2 separate regions of the Homo sapiens genome follow, and region 1 is linked to region 2. The links are chromatin contacts, found by Hi-C or POLR2A ChIA-PET in ENCODE. All regions are on one chromosome and are shown on one strand. Each heading gives the region's core, a stretch centred on a gene start or an enhancer-like site at or near the end of the contact. The rest is flanking DNA. Distances are from core to core; before and after follow the strand shown. Region 1 overlaps LINC02202 (long intergenic non-protein coding RNA 2202). Region 2 overlaps EBF1 (EBF transcription factor 1).

What was found. A loop is a pair of places that touch in the nucleus more often than their neighbours do. ChIA-PET counts read pairs that join two places held with the same protein, here RNA polymerase II (POLR2A). Pooled maps may share reads with other maps.
Region 1: a loop to region 2 is called in a pooled map, with 2.0 times the contacts of the local background. The contact joins two enhancer-like sites. A Hi-C loop is called at or near these places in 2 of 50 pooled maps. POLR2A ChIA-PET finds 5 or more read pairs at or near these places in 2 of 52 experiments (OCI-LY7 and activated CD4-positive, alpha-beta T cell).

The regions. Positions count from the first base shown.
Region 1 is chr5:159,116,316-159,123,472 of GRCh38, forward strand. It overlaps LINC02202 (long intergenic non-protein coding RNA 2202), which reads left to right. Exons shown (of 3, transcript NR_109890.1): 3 at 1-1,163. Among named protein-coding and RNA genes, the nearest start is that of LINC02202, 19 kb to the left of the region's middle. Within about 2 kb of position 4,321, at least 3 of the 41 ENCODE cell types and tissues checked have a DNase peak (open chromatin) inside an H3K27ac peak, as active enhancers do.
Region 2 is chr5:159,009,754-159,016,774 of GRCh38, forward strand. The region is part of intron 6 of EBF1 (EBF transcription factor 1); the gene reads right to left. Among named protein-coding and RNA genes, the nearest start is that of EBF1, 87 kb to the right of the region's middle. Within about 2 kb of position 1,443, at least 12 of the 41 ENCODE cell types and tissues checked have a DNase peak (open chromatin) inside an H3K27ac peak, as active enhancers do.

The sequences.
Region 1 (7,157 bases), core at 3,071-5,570, 110 kb after region 2:
AAGCAATGTGAAGAAACCAACCCAGATGACTTGATTAAGCTACAGAAGGGACATCTGGGGTCTCAAGCCTCTGGAAATCAAGGTGGAGCATGTAGAGGTTATGGGATCAGGAGAGACAGAGTTTGACTTCTTTGTTTTTTCTTTGAGACCAAGTCTTGCTCTGTTGCCCAGGCTGGAGTGCAGTGGTGTGATCTTGGCTCAATACAACCTCCACCTCCTGGGTTCAAGTGATTCTCCTGCCTCGGGCTACTGAGTAGCTGGGATTACAGGCGCACGCCATCAGGCCGGCTAATTTTTGTATTTTTAGTAGACACGGGGTTTCACCATGTTGGTCAGGCTGGTCTCGAACTCCTGACCTCGTGATCCACCTGCCTCGGCCTCCCAAAGTGCTGGGATTACAGGCATGAGCCACCGTGCCCGGCCTGGGTTTGACTTCTTAAGCAACCTGAGGAATGATGTCCTTGCTGCTGAGCACAGCTGCCCTGGGCCCTGGAAAACCCACATGACACTCACTCAGCACCCAATGCTGGCTTCATTGTGGCTGTTGGAAACCATGTGGAAAAGAAATAACTTTTTTTGTGATCTGTACGTTATGGCTATTATTTTTTTACCTCGCTTAGCTTTTCAAGAGAATGAAGACCAGTCGACTTAGTATTTGTACTCTGAAATCGAATGGCATGAACACATGTGTTGTATAAGTGAGAAGAAGTATTCTCTTGTGTGATGGACTATAGCCTTCAGAAAGCACCTACTATTAAACAGAATAGAGATTGGATTTTGAAATATGTAGGCCACATCAGTAGGAAAGTTGACACTTCAAATTGCTCACAAGGACTTTAAACTCTACAATAGGTAAAATGTGGAGTACCTTATGTTTTCAGACCAAATGATTTTGTAATTTGAATTCAAAATTTTTTTAGTCTTCACAGTAGTCTTAGCATTAAAAGCATAGTTATTTTTAATATTTTGATAAAATATTCTATTTCATTAATTTTGTATAAGGGCATGTGTGAGAAGCATTGATATTTTTAAAATATAAAAATACAGCCTCTTTCTAATAAGCAAGAGCAATTGTTGATTTTTAAATTTTGTGTTTTTGGAGGCTTCCATTCACAAATCTGATTGTTTAAATAAATCTGTCTCCAGTAAATATGTTGGCACTTAGACTACGACTTCAGTTTCTTATGTTAAGATTTGTGGACTTCATACTGTCTTGAGATGTGCAAACGATTGTTGTTAAATAAGGACTTGGATAATATTCTTAAATAACTAGAATTAGATAAGGAATCTAAGCAAAGTTAATTTCCCCTTCCTTTTCCTTGATGCTAGTCCATAATCATATGCATAGTACTTCACATGCAGTTAAGCACTCAAATTCCATTATGTTGTGGGGATATCATGCCAACTTGGATATACTCAAGAATGTGAAAGACCAAAAATAGTATCATTGAGCTTCTGGTTTCCAGCCATGGCAGCTAGGTCATTCAAATCAACCCTCTACTACCAACATACACACACACACACACACACACACACACACACACACACACACGTCAAAATAAGTTTGAACTCTCCTGAAAAGGACTGAAAAGAAAAAAACAACAGTCGGAAATTCCCAGGACAATTTGAGGGGACAGATTTGTAACCAGAAAAAGGACTGGAATATCAGACACGAAACCAATTAGGCCTGAAAGCATTTCTGGTTATCGTTCACTTGGGCTCTGCTCAGGGGCTGTATGGGGAGAGGCAGCAAAGGTCAGGACTCAAAGCCATCCAAGGTGGGAAATTTTTAGGAGACCTCCTCAAATTAAGCTAGGATTTCAATGAGAATCCACAGAACCAACAGAAGGCAGAAACATCTGCACTCCACTCCTGTATTGAAAGTATCATACAGACTGAAATATCACCATAGTTAACCATGTGTAAAGAAGTAAATGACAAACTCTACAATATCTGCAGGAAACAGAAAAACTATAAAATTTGTCATACCAGATTTGAAAAAAAAATTTTATAAATAAAGACTAAAATAATGTTAACAATTCAGTGAATGGATTCAACAGCAGATTGGATAAGAGAGAACTAATGAATGGAAAGATAAATTAAACTATCCAACCGAAACATGGAGAAGGAAAAATAAAAACGAGAGTAAGACACAAGGAGGATATAGTGAGAAATCTAACATTGTGTCCTTGGGAGGAGAGGAAAGAGAAGATGAGGTGCAGGAAATGTTTGGAGAGAAAATGGCTGAGAATTTTCCAGAATCGAAGGAACATGTTAAATCTATAAATTGAGGAGATCCAGAGAACCCCAAGCAAGTAAAATAAAATCTGCAACTAGATGCACTATAGTAAAATTGCAGAAAAACAAAAGTAAATAGAAAAATATTTAAAACAGCCAGAGGGAAAAAAGATAAGCTACTTTTTTGTGTGTGTGTGAGACGGAGTCTCGCTCTGTCACGCAGGCTGGAGTGTAGTCGCGCAATCTCGGCTCACTGCAAGCTCCGCCTCCCAGGTTCACGCCATTCTCCCTCCGAGTAGCTGGGACTGCAGGCGCCCGCCACCACGTCCGGCTAATTTTTTTGTATTTTTAGTAGAGACGGGGTTTCACCCTGTTAGCCAGGATGGCCTTGATCTCCTGACCTCGTGATCCTCCCGCCTCCGCCTCCCAAAGTGCTGGTGAGAGGTGACAGCATGCTGGCAGCCCTTGCAGCCCTCGCTCGCTCTCGGCGCCTCCTCGACCTTGGCACCCACTCTGGCCGCGCTTGAGGAGCCCTTCAGCTCGCTGCTGCTCTGTAGGAGCCCCTTTCTGGGCTGGCCAAGGCCGGAGCCGGCTCCATCAGCTTGCGGAGAGGTGTGGAGGGAGAGGCGCGGGCAGGAACCGGAGCTGCACGCGGCGCTTGCGGGCCAGCGTGAGTTCCGGGTGGGCGTGGGCTCGGCGGGCCCCGCACTCAGAGCGGCGGGCCCGCCTGCAAGCCCTGGGCAGTGAGGGGCTTAGCACCTGGGCCAGCAGCTGCTGTGCTTGATTTCTCACCTGGCCTTAGCTGCCCCCGCAGGGCAGGGCTCGGGACCTGCAGCCTGCCATGCATGAGCCTCCCCCCACCTGCCATGGGCTCCTGCGCAGCCCCAGCCTCCTGGAGGAGCACCGCTCCCTGCTCCACGGCACCCAGTCCCATCGACCGCCTAAGGGCTGAGGAGTGCGGGTGCAGGGCGCATGGGACTGGCAGGCAGCTCCACCTGTGGCCCTGGTGCGGGATCCACTGAGTGAAGCCAGCTGGGTTCCTGAGTCTGGTGGGGACTTGGAGAACCTTTATGTCTAGCTAAGGGATTGTAAATACACCAATCAGCACTCTGTATCTAGCTCAAGGTTTGTAAACACGCCAATCAGCACCCTGTGTCTAGCTCAGGGTTTATGAATGCACCAATCGGCACTCTGTATCTAGTTAATCTGGTGGGGACTTGGAGAATCTTTATGTCTAGCTAAGGGATTGTGAATGCACCAATCGGCACTCTGTATCTAGCTCAAGGTTTGTAAATGCACCAATCAGCACTCTGCGTCTAGCTCAGGGTTTGTATGTAAATACACCAATGGACACTCAGTATCTAGCTAATCTAGTGGGGGGACATGGAGAACTTTTGTATCTAGCTCAGGGATTGTAAACCCACCAATCAGCACCCTGTCAAAACAGACCATTCAGCTCTCTGCAAAACAGACCAATCGGCTCTCTGTAAAATGGACCAATCAGCAGGATGTGGGTGGTGCCAGATAAGAGAATAAAAGCAAGCTGCCCAAGCCAGCAGTGGCAAGGGTCTGGAGTCCACTTCCACACTGTGGAAGTGTTGTTCTTTCACTTTTCCCAGTGAATCTTGCTGCTGTTCACGCTTTGGGTCCACACTGCCTTTATGAGCTGTAACACTCACCGCAAAGGTCTGCAGTTTCACTCCTGAGCTAGTGAGACCAGGAACCCACCAGAAGGAAGAAACTCCGAACACATCCGAACATCTGAAGGAAAGCGCTGTCTTTAAGAACTGTAACACTCACGGCGAGGGTCCGTGGCTTCATTCCTGAAGTCAGTGAGACCAAGAACCCACCAATTCCTGACACACAGATTAGAGGCATGAGCCACCGCGCCCAGCCTGATAAGTAACTTTTTAAAGAATGGCAATTAGAATGATTCCAACGAAGAGCTAGCTCTTCTCTCAGCAGCAGTAATGGTAGAGAGAAGATAGTGAAATGGTGTCTTAAGTGTACCAAAATAAAATCGTTGCCACATAGAATTCTACACCCAGTGAAAGTGAAACTAAACCTGACAGAATTTGTTGTCAGCAGATTCTCACTACAGAAAATCACTTGCTGTACCTAGGCAGGAAGACAATGACACCGGAAAGAAGATCTGAGATGCATCAAACTTTGTGGAACAAAGCAAGTAGGTAATGTGGGTAAACAAAATAAGCATCGACTGTATAAAATAGCAATGAGAATTTCTAGTGGGGAAAAGGGGGGATTGATTAAAGTACTGGACAACAAAAGCATATGAGTTTGAAGAAGGGAAATACAGAAATAATAAAAGGTTCTTCTTTGTGGTTTCCCTGTGTTCCACGTTTGTCCAGGAAGGGAATAACATTCTGATCACTTGTAAACTTTGGTACACTAATTATGGAGGTTGGAATTTCTAGGATTAGTTTCCTACCCCTGCCATAACAGAGTACCACAAACTGGGGGACTTAAACAACAGAAATATATTCTTTCATAGTATCAGAGGCTAGAAGTCCAAAATCAAGGTGTTGGCAGGGCTATGTTCTCTCTGAAGGCTCTTGGGAAGAAGCCCTCTTTGCTTTTTCTAGCCTCTAGTAGTCTCAGGCATTCCTTGGCTTGTGGCAGTATTACTCCAATCTCTGACTCTGTCTTCACTGGGCTATCTTCCCCATATGTCACTGCCATCTCCTCTTACTAGGACGCCAGCCATATTGGATTAGGTTGCACCCTGATGACCTCATCTTAATTTGATTACATCTGCAAGACCCTATTTCAAAATAAGGTTACCGAGTGGAGGTGGGAGGTTAAGTCTTCAGTGTATCTTTTGGAGGGAAACAATTCAATCCATAATATAAGGTAACAACTACACATTATAGAACTAGCGTGTGTTACTTCCAAATGAGTAGGGGAAATTTCAGCAGTCCCTCCTTATCCCAGGTTTCACTTTCCTGCGTTTCAATTACCCAGGGTCAACCATGATCTGAAAATAGGCAAGTATATGTCTCTAAAAGAACCATTGAGTTAAAAAAAAATTGAAGAAAATAGATGAGTATAGTACAATAAGATATTCTGAGAGAGACCACACTCACATAACTTTCATTACCGTATGTTGTTATAATTGTTCTATTTTATTATTAGCTATTGTTGTTCATCTCTTATTGTGCTTAATTTATAAATTAAACTCTATCATAGGTAAGCATATATAGCAAAAAACATAGTATTGATAGGGTTTGGCACTATTAGCAGTTCCAGTCATCCACTGGGTGTCTTCAAAAGTATGTCCTGTGAATAAGGTGGGACTACTGTAATGGAATAATGATAAATATTCAGGATTAAAAATCATAATGATGCCAGGAGCGGTGGCTCACACCTGTAATCCCAGCACTTTGGGAGTCAAAGCAGGCAGATCACTTGAGGTCAGGAGTTCGAGACCAGTCTGGCCAATATGGCGAAACCCTGTCTCTACTGAAAATACAAAAATTATCTGGGCTTGGTGGTGGACACCTGTAATCCCAGCTACTCGGGAGGCTGAGACGGGAGAATCGCTTGCACCTGGGAGGCAGAGGTTGCAGTGAGCCAAGATCGCACTACCACTGTAGTCCAGCTTGGACTACCAAGTGAGACTCTGCCTCAAAAACAGTAATAATAATAATAATAATGATATCAAAACCTAACAAAAACAGTGTAAGAGAAGAATATAGGTTAATCCTATTCATTAACCTAGATTTTTAAAAATTTAAACAAAATATTAACAAATTGAATTCACAATATACAGGAAGGACAATAGCTCATGAACAAGTAGAATTTATCCTTTGATTTTAAGGTTGATGTAACATAATGAAAAGCAAGTAATTCACCACATTAATAGGTTAAAAGAGGAAAATCATATTGTCTTCATCACAATAGAAGCAGAAAAAAGTTGTTAATGTAGATAATAATAGTACATACTACTTAGCTTTATTGTGATGATAAAATGAATCTTTATCTAGTAATTAGTGCCTGGCATGTAGTAAACACTCAATAAAATCTTATATATAATCACTATTTATAAACTCTAACAGGCATTTTACACACATGTACAGAAGATACCCAAATGGCTAACCACACATAAGAAGGTGCTCAACTGTATTACAATTCAGGCAAATACAAAATAAAACCAGAGTAAGATAGTCTTATACCTATCAAACAGGCAAAAGTTAGGCTGGGTGCGATGGCTCATGCCAGTAATCCCAGCAATTTGGGAATATGAAGTGGGAGGATTGCTTGAGCCCAGGAGTTAGAGACCAGTCTGGGCAACCACGGGGAGACCCCATCTTTACAAAAAAAATTTTTTTTTAATTAGCTGGATGTGGTGGCACATGCCTATGGTCCCAGATCTTCAGGAGACTGAGGCAGGAGGATCACTTGAGCCCAGGAGGCTGAGGCTGCAGTGAGTCTGTCTGGGTCACAGAACAAGACCGTGTTTCAAAAAAAATAGTCAAAAGTTTAAAAGACTGACAATGCAAGTGTTACTTAATACATGTGAGAACTCTCATACACTGTTAATAAGTACAACCACTTTGGAACCAAGTCTGACATTATTTACAAAATATTTTACCCTATAATCTAGAAATTTCACCTCTAGGTATATACTCTACAGAAATGCCATTAAATCACCTAACATGTCAGGGATATATCTTACTTGGTCGTAGTGTATAATCCTATTTATATATTGCTAAATTCAAATTTCTAATATTTTGTTGAGAATGTTTGTATCTATGTTCATGAAGGAAATTGGTCTGTAGTTTTCTTTTCCAGTGAGGTCATTGTCTGGTTTTGGTAACAGGGTAATAGTGACTTCATCAAGTGAGTTCAGAAGTGTTCCCTCCCCCCTCTATTTTTGGAAAAAGTATTTGAAGGATTGG
Region 2 (7,021 bases), core at 193-2,692:
AGAGCAAGACCCCATCTCAAAAAAAAAAAAAAAGCAAAAATAAATTAAAGATGATATAGTACGTGATATTAGCATAGCTGACACTTGTTTTTTCATGCAAAAGAAACGTGGAAAACCTCAAAATTATTTCATTTTATCTCTGCATAATTTGTGGTTAGATTTTGAAAGTGCATCAGAACTTACTCCCTTTGCAATTATGTATGACTTACTCAAAATCTAAAATTCAGGCAATCCTCAAAATATTAACCATTGTACCAAAATACCAAATACAGGCTTGACACTTAAGTACTAAGCTAATGCTGAAATCATATTTGAATGATGATGCCAGGTGAGCATGAAAGTATACAGCCCGAAAGAGTAAAGTCTAATTATTGAAACAAAAGACAGAAGTTATGCTAAGTCATGGGCAAATTTTCAATAAGGTATCTGACCAAAAAAAGTCACGATATCCTCGCAGATGAGATGGAGATGAGTAGGAGGGTGGACAGACACAGACAGAGGAATGTAGTTTGCAGAATTCTGATCTGGATAAATAACCTTACCTACAGAGGTTACCAAAAGCTCTATGGGCAAATGCAAAACCAATTTCTGCTCTTGCAACACCTTCAGTATATTACCTGTCCACTATTTACACAATTGCTTCTTCTGTGTTCTATTGTTCCAAAAATTATTTATCTTTTTGCAAACAAAGAGGAAATGGTCTATGCTAGGTTTAAAACCCCGGAAAATACTCCCCCCCAGAAGCATGACTAGTTTGCATCTTTTGGACAGCTAAGATCAAAGTGATTTAAAATGTTTATTTTTAAAGTAAACCATTTATACTGATCTTTGAAAAAGCTCTTTCGCCCTTTAAGAACTGTATTTGTCTCCACAACTCTTTTAGAGACATACTAAAGTCACACTACATTCAAGATGGCACCATCAGAATTGTCCTGCCTGATTTATCTGACACCATCTCAATGTCAGCTCCACAGGGAGTAGATCCAAAGGAGGGCAGGGAAACGCATAAGGCTGGACCTGTACAGCAAGAGCCTCCATGAGCCCCGTAACGAGATGATGTACGCCACAGGGCTCTTTAATTGAAAAAAGCTGCAAAGAAACAATACCAAGGGGAAATCATAAACAGTGTTTTTTGGGATCACTTAAGAAAGTAACCTTCGTGAATCTCCAACTTCTGTTTACAGAGAAGGAAGTTACAACTTAAAGTCCAGTTCCTTGCAAATTATAGACACACACCATAAAACAGTAGATACAAAATGCCACAAAGACTTTGCGGGGAGGGTGAGCCCTGCTCCCTTTCCTTTTCAAATCTGGAGTGTGATTTGAATTGCATCAGGGTCACCGTATCTGGAGGAGTTTTCCCAGCCGCCTAACTTTATTTCACATCTCAAGCACAACGCTTCTTTTATGAAAACCCAGCTTAAATATTAATGCGTGTTTTCTTAAGGAAGTTGAAGGCAAATCAACTTCCTGGTACCCAGGGTATCTGATTTCTAAAATGGTCTAACACTGATTGTCACAGCTCCGCCAGATGTGAAGGGTGAAGCTCTGTAAAAAACGGAAAGGCCAGCTTTCAGGCTCTCTGCTGTGCAGGTCCCACGCCTCCCTGAGCTGCATCCTCTGAGAGTATATTTTTGTTAGCTGGCTGCCGGAAGCCCTCAACTGCCCGAGTTGTTTTGCGATCCTATAAGGACCTTCCCAGCCCTGCTGTCAGCCCTGAAATTAAGAGTGTGTTTGTGTTGGTAAGTTTGGGGGGCTGGTTAAAATAATAAGTATTTTCATCAACATCGCTGTTTCAGCAGAATGGAAGCGGGTGGGGTACCAGAGCAGGGCTCCAAAGTTTGCTAAAAAGCCTATTTTGAGAAAACCTTTGTTCTAAATACTCTTGTTACCTCCTGCATCAAGAAACAATGTCTTTTGTTAGAACCCCCCCTTCTCTGACTGCTGCGTTTGTTTACTGACATTTTCAATACTGGGCAATACAAAGAGCATTTCCTCATATTAACTCCAAATGTCACAAAGAACAAAATCTGGTTCTAAAGAAGCCTGTCTAACCAGATAAGATGGGTTCTGCTAAGAAAAAATATAATGAAAATAAATCTTGCGCTTTAATGTGGCCCACATAGCCTTTGTGGAGCCTTTTCTTTGACTTTCTTGCTGTGTCATTCGGAAGCCACTTGGCTTTGCATCACTCTAACCAAGAGAGACCTTACTGCAATGACCCTGGTCTCTGCTTAGAAAATGCTGACATGTGGCCGGGTGCAGTGACTCACGCCTGTAATCCCAGCACTTTGGGAGGCCAAGGCAGGCGGATCACAAGGTCCAGAGTTCAAGACCAACCTGGCCAACATGGTGAAACCCCATCTCTACTAAAAATACATAAATTAGCTGGGTGTGGTGGCACGCGCCTGTAATCCCAGCTACTCGGGAGGCTGAGGCAGGAGAATGGCTTGAACCCAGGAGGCGGAGATTGCAGTGAGCTGAGATCGCGCCACTGCATTCTCGCCTGGCAACAGAGACAGACTCTGTCTCAAAAAAAAAAAAGAAAAAAGAAAAGAAAAGAAAAGAAAATGCTGACATGTGATTTGAAGAACATTTGGCTTCCATATTAGTTAAGAGTCTAATCATGGCCACTGCCATGGGCTGAATTGTGTCCCATTCCACTCCAAAATTCATATGTTGAAGTCCTAACCCCCAGTACCTCAGAATGTGACTGTATTTGGAGAGTCTTTTTTTTTTTCTTTTTTTAGACAGGGTCTCACTCTGTCACCCAGGCTGGATGGAGTGCAGTGGTGAGATCTCAGCTCACTGCATCCTCAACCTCCCAGGCTCAAGCAATCCTCTCACTTCAGCCTCCTGAGTAGCTGGGACTACAGGCAAGCCACTATGCTCTGCTAATTTTTGTACTTTTTTTTTGTAGAGTTTTGTAGAGAAAGGGTTTCGCCATGTTGGCCAGGTTGGTCTCAAACTCCTAGCCTCAGGCAATCCTCCCAACTTGGCAACCCAAAGTGCTGGAATTATAAGCATAAGCCACTGCACCCAGCCTTGGAGACAGGGTCTTTAAAGAGGTCATTAAAATTAAATAAGGTCATTGGGGTGGGCCTTAATCCAATATGACTGGTGTCCTTATAAGAGGAAGACATTAAAACACAGACATGCCCAGGGGAAGACCATGCAAAGGCACTGGAAGAAGACGGCGTCTACGAGCCAAGGAAAGAGGCCCTCAGAAGAAACCAACCCTAACAGCACTTTGATCTCAGACCTCTGGCCTCTAGAAGTGTGAGGAAATAGATTTCTGCTGTTTAGGCCACCTGGTCTGTGGTACTTTGTTATGGCAGCCCTGGCAAACCAGTGTGCCCATCATGCAACTGCTAAGCTTTAAATATATATTTATATTAAAGTCCTTTTTGAGCAGCCCTTCTAAGTTACCAGAGGATGATCCATAAGTAATATATGAATTTTCAAATTGGTTTATTCTGCGGATATTTGTGAAGCACCACGGCAAGCACAGGGAACAAGAAGGTCAGCAAAAGCAGACACAGGCCCTGCCCTCAGTGAGCTTACAGACTAAAGGAGGCAGGCATGAATCAAATAGTCTCCTAAGAGGACTCTAGGCATGTCTCTGAAGGACACAGGCCCAGTGTTATAAGAGTGAAAACAAAGAAGCCTGACAACTCAGGAACTCAGAGAGGCTTTCCTGGAAATAGCATCTGAAGGACGAGGAACACTTGAAGAGGCAGAGAGGCAAGGAAGGCACTCCAGGTAGAGGGGTCCAATTGCAGAAGGACCCCAAGGTACAGGGAGCATGAATGAGGCTGGAGGGCCCACAATGCTGTGCCTGAGATCCAGGCTGAGGCTGGTGAGGCAGAAGATCAGACCACTGGAGCCCTGTGGTGGTGCAGTGGAGACTGATCCAGATGGGTTCATCCAGTGGGAAACCAATAAGGACTTTAGCTTAACACCCCCACCCATCCCTATCGGCTGTACTAACACCTTGAGACTGATCCAAACTGAAGGCATAACACTCTCTGTCCCATGCACACCTATCCTTCCAGCTCACACTCCTCCCAAGCAAAGGTGTTCAATTTTAACACCACTTTTCAGCGCTCCAAAGAAGAGTTCCAACTTCTGGCTGAAAAAGTATGCCTCTCTCCTAAGCCAATCTAAAACAGTGGTAACCTGGATAGATATAAATATAGATCCAGATGTGAAATTTCCCAATTAGCCCACTCCTTTAAAGGGTAAGTTCCAAATTATTTTAAATTATAGTTACATCAACATTGGGCTTCCTAAGCACACAACATAAAATTGAGTTCTACAGAGAAAGGAACCATCTGTGAGAGTATCAACAGAAAGAGAAAGAAAGTCAACATTATCTTTTATTATTTCTTCTTCAAACTTTTAAAATTTCATGATCAGTGAATCTTACCACCTCAGCCTGACAGAAAAATAGATATTAAACTAAAGTTACATGGCAGGCAGAAGATTCCAAAGTATTATTTAATAGTGAAAACAGATCACGAAGGAGAAAATATAGAAAGCAAGCATGTTTCTCTAGTGACTATGTTACCATGTCCCCAAAATTAACAGAAATACGGAAGGCTTTGCCATGTTTTAATTAAAAAGAGCTATGTTTTAAATGATGCCAACTATAGGACATTATGCTAAATGCTTTCCAAAGTCTCACTTACTCCTCATGACACCCCTAACTAGAGTTATCCTAACTCCAGGAGTGTTATGAGGCACAAGTGAGAACAAGTAATCATCATTTTCATTTTATAGATGAAAAAGCAAGAGGAATCTAAGTGACTTGCCCAAAGTCACTATGGTGACAAGGTCTATTGCTGACCCCAAATATCTCTTTGCTCTTTCATATGAAGTTATAACATCCTCAATGTTTATTTGAGTACATGGCTGCCCATAATAAAAACTGTATTTCTCAAACTTCCTTAAAGCTAGGTAACCATGTGACCAATTCCTGGCCAATGAGATGAAAGCAGGGTGCTATCTGTAATATGCAAGCCGTATCATTAAGAGGAAGGGTCTGCCCTGCCCCTTTCCTTCCTCCATTCTGCTGCTAGGAATATTGCTGTAATGGCTACAGCTCCATCTTGGAGAACAGGGATGAGACCACCCTCTAGGGATGGCAGAAGAATATGCTAGAGGGAACCTGGCTGGAGGGCTTTGGGGGAAAGAGCTTCCACCTCAGGTCTAGGCTGCTTACTTCCAGGCTTAATTTATGTGAGAGTAATAAACTTCTGCCTTATTTAGGCCACTCTTGTTTTGTTTTGGGTAGGGCCAGAGGCTCCCTCACTTGCAGCCGAATCTAACTATGGCTGATGCAGTCACCTAAAGAAAGGCATGGAACACTGAGCAAATGATTTAATCTCTCTCAATTTTCTAATCCGTGAAAGAGGATGAGTAAAACCTACCTCAGAGTATTGCATGAATTAAATGTAATAGGATGTAACTTTAATATGTAGCACAGTCCCTGGCATATCATAAACCCTCAATGTCAGCTACTGCCACTAAGTTCCTCGCACAACAGAACTCATGGTGAACTCCCACTAAATGGATGAATTTCACTGTATTCCCTGCAACAACCAGGAAGCTCCAACATCCAGCTATACTTAAGGTTGAGGGCCTCATAACTGACACTCTTGGAAGCTGCAGGAACTCAGCTTGGAGCTGATCTTGAAGCAACTTCTAGAGATAAGGTGAGCGTGGCTGAAGTGAAGCCAAATACCTGGAGGACCTGAACCTCAGGCTGGGAAGTTGTCTTGGGCCGGGCTGTTCTCTTCAGGATGCCTGTCTGCTGCCACCTCCATTTCCAAAGAATGCCTCCCCATGCCAGGCCAGACCTCTGCTCCTTAACTTCAGGAACACTGAGACTATTTAAACTTCAGTGGGTTTTCTCCCCATCCCACCAAAGCCCACATGAAGAACACACATTATTCTGTAAGCACTGGGGACAGTGGCTATACGGTCCGCATCTTTGTGTCCAACCACCTGGAGTTGTGCTCTAAGAACTTGTACACATTTAAACGAGTTCCATTTAGCCACAAAGTCGGGTCCTAGACTTAGCCTGAAAAGCAAAAATCACGTGTAGTCAAAACTACCCTTGAAAATCACTTAGATTACCCATAAAACACCACACATGTGGATTTGTGTTTACAGCCTACTAAAATTTGAGCACCACTGAGCTGGACCAAAGAAAGGAACAAAAGGAAAATCCATATGCCCATATCTGGGCACTCTAACTATCCTGTCTTTAAGAAAATTGTTAAATCCTTAGCATGTCTGGAGGTGGGTAGAGACTGTCAAGTGTTCCTCCTTGCCTCTCTTAAGATTAAGCACATAAAACCTCAGTAGAGGTTACTAGATGTGTTTCATGAGGTGAGAATTAAAAGAGGTGATGTCTGTACAAACATTCCATACAGAACCTAGTCCCTAGAAAGTAAAGCAATAACATTTCCTGGACTTGAATCTAGAGCTTGCTTGATGAGATCTACAAACACACTGTGTTCTCTGAAAAGCTGAAGAGAAGAACTTGGCCAGTGGCTTCCCATCTTTCCAAGTTGTTTTTTTCAGCTATGGCCCCTCAGACTGGTTACCACCCTCTTGCCTTTCGGAATTGCTCTCTCATAAATTAAACTTCTTGAGGTGAGGCTTGAAAGACTTGAATCAATTAAAATGTGGGCCTCAATTTAACTCAAAATGTGAGTTAAAATGTGACTCCAATGATAACGATGATAGGAAATTTTAGGTGCTTGCTCTTTTTCATCTAATAGAAAATAAGATTTTAAGCAAAATGACGGCAAACAAAAGAAGTGTGATTCCCAGGAATTTGCCACGCCTTCTGAAGAACCTAGGCACCAAGGACTCCATGCCTATGACTGCAATGCCAGGTGTCAGGGTCATCATTACTGGCACTTGGGTGAGGACAGCTGGGCATACACTGACTAGCCAATCGAAACCTGAGCTCAAAGCGTGAGATCCATCTTTAGCTCTATCCTTGGAT